Linked DNA regions of Homo sapiens: region 2 is linked to region 1. A link is a contact called in ENCODE Hi-C or POLR2A ChIA-PET data. All regions are on one chromosome and are shown on one strand. Each heading gives the region's core, a stretch centred on a gene start or an enhancer-like site at or near the end of the contact. The rest is flanking DNA. Distances are from core to core; before and after follow the strand shown.

Region 1 (4,165 bases), core at 648-3,147:
ATGGAAATTAGCCAGGCATGATGGTTGGACACCTGTAGTCCCAGCTACTTGGGAGGCGGAGGTGGGAAGATCATAAGACCCCAGGAGACTGAGAGTGTAGTGAGCTGAGATCACACTACTACACTCCAGCCTGGTAGGCAGAGGTGGGAAGATCACAAGACCCCAGGAGACTGAGAGTGCAGTGAGCTGAGATCACACCACTACACTCCAGCCTGGGCGACAGAGTGAGACCCTGTCTCAACAACAACCACAAAAAGCTTGGAGATAAGATATAAGCAGTAGATAAGATGTAAGATACAGTTGTATATATGAAAACATATATACAGCTGCATGTACTTGGGAAGAGTATAATAGATACAAAAATCAGTGAAAGAATTGTATTTAGGTACATACCTTTTGAACAGTTACACTTCTTGTGCTTTGGTGAATGGATCTTCATATTCAATTGACTCAAAACTATTTTGTATACTATTATGTGAACATTTCATACTATTGTAGGCTGAACATTTGTATAAAATCTAGACCAATTAATTTTCAGAGCAGCCTTATTTTTAAAGCTAAAAATACCATCAGTAACTGTTACTCATTAAGAGTCCAAATGAAAAATTTAATAATGTGCCTTGCTTGTCTCCTTGTGTCAACAATTATATTTAGCACAGCAAAAGAAAATCACTATTTTGGGTATAGGATAAGTAGACCAATATTATTCAGCAATAATATTTGTATTTTCTATGAGTGTTATTGGAAATGATGATTGTGGTATATTCATGACTATTATGGGTTCTGGCAAGACCTTTTATTGTTTTTCTTCTTAATCTTAATATATTCTACCTTTGGACCAAAAATCAAAAGCAAAGAAATTAAATGTGAAGAGCTTATTTTTTTCTTGCCCCTCTTAATTAGCTCATCATTAACTTTAGTTTATATTAATTTATGAACTGTTCATTGTGGTTACAAAATACAGATCACATTTCTGATTCCCAGTATATTTGATAAATACCTTTTTTTACATGCCAACAGTACATATCCGTTCTGAGTAGGTACTGTCATACAATGTTAGTTACTCAGGCTCTTGATCAACACTAAAATTAAATTTTCTGTTATTGTGAAATCTTATGTGACAATGAAATGCAGACTCAAATTATTTCAGCATGTTGCAACATAAAGATTTATTGTACTATTTAGACATTTTAAAGGTTTCTCAACGAAGATAAGAAAGGATCACATATTCTTAGGATTTGGCTCTCTTACATTTATGTTATATAGCCAACTAAAATACTTCCTGGCTTTAAAAATGTGAGACACGAAGGCTCCTGAAACACTTTTAATGAGACATCGAAGGAACGTGGTAATCAGCCGGGCGTGGTGGCTCATGCCTGTAATCCCAGCACTTTGGGAGGCCGAGGCAGGTGGGGATCACTTGAGGTCAGGAGTTCCAGACCAGCCTGGTGAACATGGAGAAAATCCATCTGTACTAAAAATACAAAAATTAGCCAGGTGTGGCGGCACGCTCCTGTAATTCCAGCTACTCGGGAGGCTGAGGCAGGAGAATTGCTAGGACCCCGGAGGCAGAGGTTGCGGTGAGCCAGGATTGCACCACTGCACCCCAACCTGGGTGACAGAGTGAGACTCTATCTCAAAACAAAAAACAAAAAACATGGTAATCATCCTTTTACAAATTTGTCCAACTCTGAAAAAGGAGTTTATATTATAAATTCCTTCCTATGAATAAGCATAAATAATGCAGCCAAAACATCAGAGTAAACAATTCTTTTCTCCAATAGCTATTTTAATACTGACATTTCCCCATAATGATGACTAGTGACTCATTATCCTGCAATTCAGTTAAGGCAGGAGTTTTGACTCTTGCCAGAGTAGTTTTTTGTTACAAGCAAATCATAGAAATAGTATTAGAAATTATGGCTTCTGAAGCACTTGTGGTTAAAGAGGATGACTTTTATTTCTGGCTGAGGGGAAAGACTGAACACAGAACAGCATTAGGTAAACCAATTGTAGAATGTTTGCATTGATATGAAGTGAGGTAATGGCCTGGTTAACCAATTATTTTTTTAATACTTCCTTTTGTAGGAAGAAGATTTTCAAGAAATGATTAAATCTGCACAGATAATGGAAAGTCAATATGGTCATCTTTTTGACAAAATTATAATAAATGATGACCTCACTGTGGCATTCAATGAGCTCAAAACAACTTTTGACAAATTAGAGACAGAGACCCATTGGGTGCCAGTGAGCTGGTTACATTCATAACTAAGAGAAATTTCCATAATTGTCTTTTTCTATAGAGTGCATGATGAAATCAATTACAGTTTTGGTAGTAGGGTTTTTAAATCTATATCACTGTCATAGATGTACAATCTTGGTTCAAGTTGAATGCTGGTTTTGTTTGTATCTTTTTACAGCCTTATTTCAAACGCCATGTGTTAGTATAAGATCCGAAATCAAAATATGCACAGTACTGTATTCTAAGCAAAACCTCAAACCTTCTCGTTGTCTTCAATACCGCTCTATCTCCAAGATGAGGCTGAAATTTTCAGAGAGACTTAGCTAGAGGCTTAGTATGTATGGGAGTTCAGCGCTTCTGCTGGTCTCAGGTGTGGCTGCTGCTGTCGAGTTTGAATGTTAGCTGTTGAAGGTATCAATTCAGCAGCCATGAGCAGCTCCAGACAGACAGGTGAGCTCTGCTGTTTCTGGGTGGATCATCACAGATTTAGCCGGGCAGGCAGTAAGGTGTCCTCTTACTATTCAAAAAGTGTAGACTTTCTTACATATTCGCAATACGTTCACAGTGTGTGCATTTTAAAATAATTCTTAAAGGAGTAACTGAAATTTTACCTTGAGTGAATGGCCTTCATAATATAGCTTGAGAAGTCCTTTTGAGTACCTGTCAGTGACTCAACAACATTTAATAAGGGAAAGTAGACTTTTAACAGTTATTATATATGTAACGAAAAGCCTTTCCTTTGGGATTAATATAAGTAAGAATGGTAGCCTTGTGGCAAGAAATGATTACAAAGGATATTTTTATTTGTAATTCCTCAGAAGACAATTTATGAAGTCACCCAAAATGTTATTTTAGCTGGTTTTGGATTTTTCCAATAAATTAGAAGAAGGATTTCTATTCTAAAACATGTAAAACCTGTTTTACATATTACTGATACAATTAAAGATTATTTTTCATCTATGTGCAATAGATCACCCCTCTTTAAATTGCTCTAAGATTTATTTTAGAAAACTTTTCATGTGATGTTATTTCTTTGTCATCAAAATGCTTGTTAACACTGTCCAGACACCATCCTAACCTTGCCATTGTTAAAGAAGTTTAGGAAAGACTCTTATATTGTAAATATTTAGATGGGTTCTCTCACTTTTCTTTGATACTACTGATTTTCAGCAAGTGAATTATATAATTCAAAATGCTAGAAATGTCTATCCGTTCTATAAGAGAGCATATCCTGCCGTTCTTGCATGCAGTGAAGCCCTGCCCGTCGAAAATCATTGCATCTGTGACTTTCAAAGTGGAAAAAAAAATGTTATTTTTTTGTTGATTTGTAAAGAGAGTTTAAATGTCATGTGAAAAAAAATAGAATGTAGTAAAATTCTATATATTTATGAAATATTTTAAAGGCATATTTTTTTAAATATCAAACGGGGCTATTCATAAAATAAACTGATTGTATGTCAAGATGTCCTAATTTAAAAGAGTAGTTTTATAAATCATGGTCAACATTCCATGTAAATATTTGAGCTTTACAAAGATAGATCCAAGTGTGCGATCTGTGCACTGCACATTTGATAGCATTATTCACTGGTTTTCCTTCATACTTGTCAAGTTCATATTAGAAGCAGAGACAAAAACCACTCCAATGGCCTTGACACATAGTCACACCAAAATAGATAATCAGACTAAGTATTATATAACAACGTGATCCAGACAGTGAGTTCTAAGTGTATTAATTAAATAGCAAAAAATTTTGTTTTTAAAAAATGAAAGAGGGAGGGTTGCCAACCTGAAGTCTTAAGTAGATTGTTTGGGTAGCATATTTCCTTCTTTGAACATTGTCTGAAATTTTCTATAAATCAAGACTTCTTGTACAAAGAATGATGGGACATATGTAATAATTCAGGCAATCACCTGAGTAATTTA
Region 2 (4,165 bases), core at 552-3,051, 34 kb before region 1:
ATTATGGTAAATAAAATCCAACCCAACTCTGAGGGTTTTTTTTTTTTGAGGGTTTCTTTTTTGGTTGATGTTACTAAAAATATATTTATTTTAATATTTGCAGCTGGTTTTAGAAAAAGTTTTCGTCTTAGTAGAAAAGATAAGAAAACAAATAAATCCATGTATGAATGCAAGAAGAGTGATCAGTACGACACAGCTGACGTACCCACATACGAAGAAGTGACACCGTATCGGCGACAAACTAATGAAAAATACAGACTCGTTGTCTTGGTTGGTAAGTGCTTGTTTCTGTGAGTAATTCTGAGGAAATGAGTGAGCTAGTAAGAATTTCTCTTCAAAGTGAATCATACTTGAAGTTTTCAAGCTAAAAATCTCCTCCCCTTCAACACCTTTTGTCTTGTCTCTGAAACAAAATCTTTAGTTTTTTGTACGTAATTGACTTGCAGAGACTTTTAAGACATTTCTGAAGAACGGTACTGTCGTTTTAGTGGAACCTTTGTCAAGTGGGGATAGCAAACACTGTTGTAATATATGAAGCATACATCAGGGCAATTAAATAATAGAAGTGAATATTTTTGAACACAATGCAAGTTCGTTTCAAAGCATTTTGAGGCAGCAGCATGGTACAAGCTTCAGATGGCATTTAGACCTTCAGTGAAATAAAGTATTACAGCAGAGTTCTAGGATATTTCAAGCTAGAGAGTCAGCAAAGTCGCTTTAAAGTTGATAATTGGCTGGGTGCCGTGGCTCACACCTTTAATCCCAGCACTTTGGGAGGCCAGGGTGGGAGGATCACTTGAGGTCAGGAGTTTGAGACCAGCCTGGCCATCATGGTGAAGCCCCATCTCTACAGTGAAGCCCCATCTCTACATTGAAGCCCCATCTCTACAAAAATACAAAAATTAGCCAGGCGTGGTAGCACAGTCCTGTAGTCCGAGCTACTCAGGAGGCTGAGGCAGAAGAATCCCTTGAACCTGGGAGGTGGAGGTTGCAGTGAGCCAAGATCGCGCCACTGCACTCCAGCCTGGGTGACAGAGCGAGACTCTGTCTCAAAATAAAAAGGCAGTTAATAAAGGAATGTGGGTATTTTCACAAACATCGATTGCCTTGACTCAGATTTGCATCCTAGCATCTATCTTGTGCACCCTTCACAGATGTGAGTAGCCACAAGCTCCATGTATCTTCACTTCATCCTCAATGCATTTCTTTAAAAATGTAGCGAGAGATATTTAAACTTCCAGGATCAAAGCCAATGATTTTAGAAAAGTTTTGGAGTAGAAGAGCATGGTGTCTCTTAGTGTTAGTACATTCTCACACTGCTATAATTACCTGAGACTGGGTAATTTATGAAGAAAAGAGGTTTAATTGACTCACAGTTCCACAGGCTATATAGGAAGCATGACTGGGAGCCCTCAGGAAACTTAACAAGCATGGCAGAAGGTGAAGGGGAAACAGGAGCGGGCTTCACATGGCAGCAGGGGAGAGAGAGAGTGAGAGCGACAGGGGACGTGCCACATACTTTTAAACCATCAGATCTCCTGAGAACTCATTATCGTGGGAATATCATGGGAGAAATCTACCTCTGTGATCTAGCTACCTCCCACCAGGTCCCTCCCCCAGCATTGAGAATTACAGTTCAACATGAGACTTGGGTGGGGACACAGAGCCAAACCATATCACTCTTGTTAATTGTTCTTTTATAAACTCGTGATGATACTTATGGAAATGAGAATCAATGGAGAACCTGAGAATTACCCCATCTTAGTAAGATGGAGTCCTTTGAAAGGTTACAACCCATGCTGTTCATTGAGAAATGGTGGGTGACTCATGGGAAATGATGCAATTTCTCACATCTGTAGGTCCTGGAAGTGAACACTAGCATCATTACATATTAAGATTGTTTGCATTATTTTGAAACACATATTCACATACTTCAAAAGAAATTCAAAATTTCCTTTATTAATAATGTCCACATCTCCTAATTCATTTATACTGAGCCTCCTCAAGGAGGAGGAGGAAGAATTTATTTATAGCTTACAGTGCCCTGCTTCTCATCCTTATAGAGGTGTGCTGAGAGAACATGCATTTCCCAGCTCAATGGGGCTACCTGAGACCTCCTGCTCCTCTCCCACCTCACTGTCCCTTCTGTGCTGCCTCCTTCACCAGCACAGATCACAGCAACATCTCTTCTGTCCCTGTTGCCTCTTCTCCTCAGCCAAGGGGAAAGACATGTAATAAAATGGCATTGAGGCTGGGCGCAGTGGCTCATGCCTGTAATCCCAGCGCTTTGGGAGGCTAAGCCAGGAGGATCACTTGAGGTCAGGAGTTCAAGACCAGCCTGCCCAACATGGCAAGACCCTGTCTCTACTAATAGTATAAAAATTAGTCAGGTGTAGTGGCAGGCGCCTGTAGTCCCAGCTTCTTGGGAAGCTGAGGCACAAGAATTGCTTGAACCTGGGAGGCAGAGGTTGCAGTGAGCTGAGATTGCATCACGGTACTCCAGCCGGGGCAACAGAGCAAGATTCTCTAATTAAAAAAAGAAAGAAAGAAAAAAAAAGGCATGTGTTAGTCTGTTGTGTGTTGCTGTAAAGGAATACCTGAGATTGGGTAATTCATAAAGAAAAATGATTTGTTTGGCTGATGGTTCTAATAGCTGGAAGTTTGGGCATCTGGCGAGGGCCTCATGCTGCTTTGACTTGTGGAAGGCGAAGGGAATCCTGTGTGTGCAGAGATCACGTGGAGAGAGAGGAAGCAGGAGTGGTGGGATGTCAGGCTGTTTTTAACAACCAGCTTTCTTGGGGGACAAATAGAGTGAAAACTCACTCACTGCCTCACGCCAGGGAGGGCATTAATCTATTCATGAGGGATCTGCTCTTATGACCCAAACACCTCTCCTTGGGCCCCACTTCCAATGCTGGGATCAAATTTCAACACGCAATTTGGGGGGACAAACATCGAGACTATAGCTAGAGGGAAAAATAAAATGGGAAACTTCATTATCTTGGAGGCCACCTCTCCAGATTTGACTCCATCTACACTCTGCCTGGTTTTGTTTGCCTTTCAGAGTCCCTAGGTTGTTGCCTTTTGTGCGCTGTCCAGAGGTTTGGGCTGTATTCAGCGGGGGATAGACTCTGGTGGGCTTTCCCCGATATAGTGGATCTGGAACTCTCTGAAGCTTTAAACTCCTCTGACACAACTTGGCCTTTCTTCATGGGTGTGCCTTAATCAGCCTCCTCAAAACTGTGTAATGGAACCCCAGCCCTACTGGTCAGCAGTTGAAACGGTCGTCAGGACAAAAGAATATCACAGCATCATTCCAGCTACCTTTTGAGGCAAAATAATGCTCCCAGAATTATATATCACCACATTCTATTGTCAGCCAAAAATCATAGAATGACCTGAGGTATTTTCGCTTCTCCTGTCTGAATGCTAATTGTCCTGATCCGTGATCACTGATTGCACTAAAATTCATCTGGCTGAAATCATCAGTAAAGAGATTAATTGTATGCACTTCAGTTGCCCTGTTTCCCCTTTGGCCTTTGGGTTCCTGGTACCCGAATTCTGAATTGAATGTGGACTCTGTTTTGGGGCCAAGTGCTTTGCTTTTTTTCTTTCATTGTTTTCTCTTCTTTCTTTCTTTACTTTCCTTTAAATTCTGGGATACATGTACAGAATATGCAGGTTTGTTACATAGGTATACATGTGCCATATGGTGGTTTGCTGCACCCATCAACCCGTCATCTAGGTTTTAAGCCCTGCATGTATTAGGTATTTGTCCTAATGCTCTCCCTCCCCTTGCCCCCACCCCGCAGGCCCTGATGTGTGATGTTCCCCTCTCTGTGTCCATGTGTTCTCATTGTTCAACTTCCACTTATAAGTGAGAACATGCGGTGTTTGGTTTTCTGTTCCTGTGTTAGTTTGCTGAGAATGATGGTTTCCAACTTCATCCATGTCTCTGCAAAGGACATGAACTCATCCTTTTTTATGGCTGCATAGTATTCCATGGTGTATATGTGCCACATTGTCTTTATCCAGTGTATTATTGATGGGTATTTGGGTTGGTCCCCTCCCTTTTCTCACTTTATTTTTTAATTCCCAGCAGAATCCTAAAGCCTTTTTTTTCTAGCCCTGTGATATCAATCCTATTGCAATGACTGCTGTTTCT

Evidence for each region. A loop is a pair of places that touch in the nucleus more often than their neighbours do. ChIA-PET counts read pairs that join two places held with the same protein, here RNA polymerase II (POLR2A). Pooled maps may share reads with other maps.
Region 2: a map of PC-3 shows a loop between it and region 1 (6-fold over the local background). The contact joins two enhancer-like sites. A Hi-C loop is called at or near these places in 2 of 168 maps with a recorded cell type or tissue (PC-3 and endothelial cell of umbilical vein) and 1 of 50 pooled maps. POLR2A ChIA-PET finds 5 or more read pairs at or near these places in 2 of 52 experiments (BJ and RWPE1).

The regions. Positions count from the first base shown.
Region 1 is chr10:28,052,168-28,056,332 of GRCh38, reverse strand. It overlaps MPP7 (MAGUK p55 scaffold protein 7), which reads left to right. Exons shown (of 17, transcript NM_001318170.2): 17 at 2,089-4,165. The coding sequence ends at 2,268. Among named protein-coding and RNA genes, the nearest start is that of SNORD130, 19 kb to the left of the region's middle. Within about 2 kb of position 1,897, at least 5 of the 41 ENCODE cell types and tissues checked have a DNase peak (open chromatin) inside an H3K27ac peak, as active enhancers do; they include PC-3, where a contact is called at or near this core.
Region 2 is chr10:28,085,780-28,089,944 of GRCh38, reverse strand. It overlaps MPP7 (MAGUK p55 scaffold protein 7), which reads left to right. Exons shown (of 17, transcript NM_001318170.2): 12 at 104-274. Among named protein-coding and RNA genes, the nearest start is that of SNORD130, 14 kb to the right of the region's middle. RefSeq lists an enhancer at 1-1,138. Within about 2 kb of position 1,801, at least 4 of the 41 ENCODE cell types and tissues checked have a DNase peak (open chromatin) inside an H3K27ac peak, as active enhancers do; they include PC-3, where a contact is called at or near this core.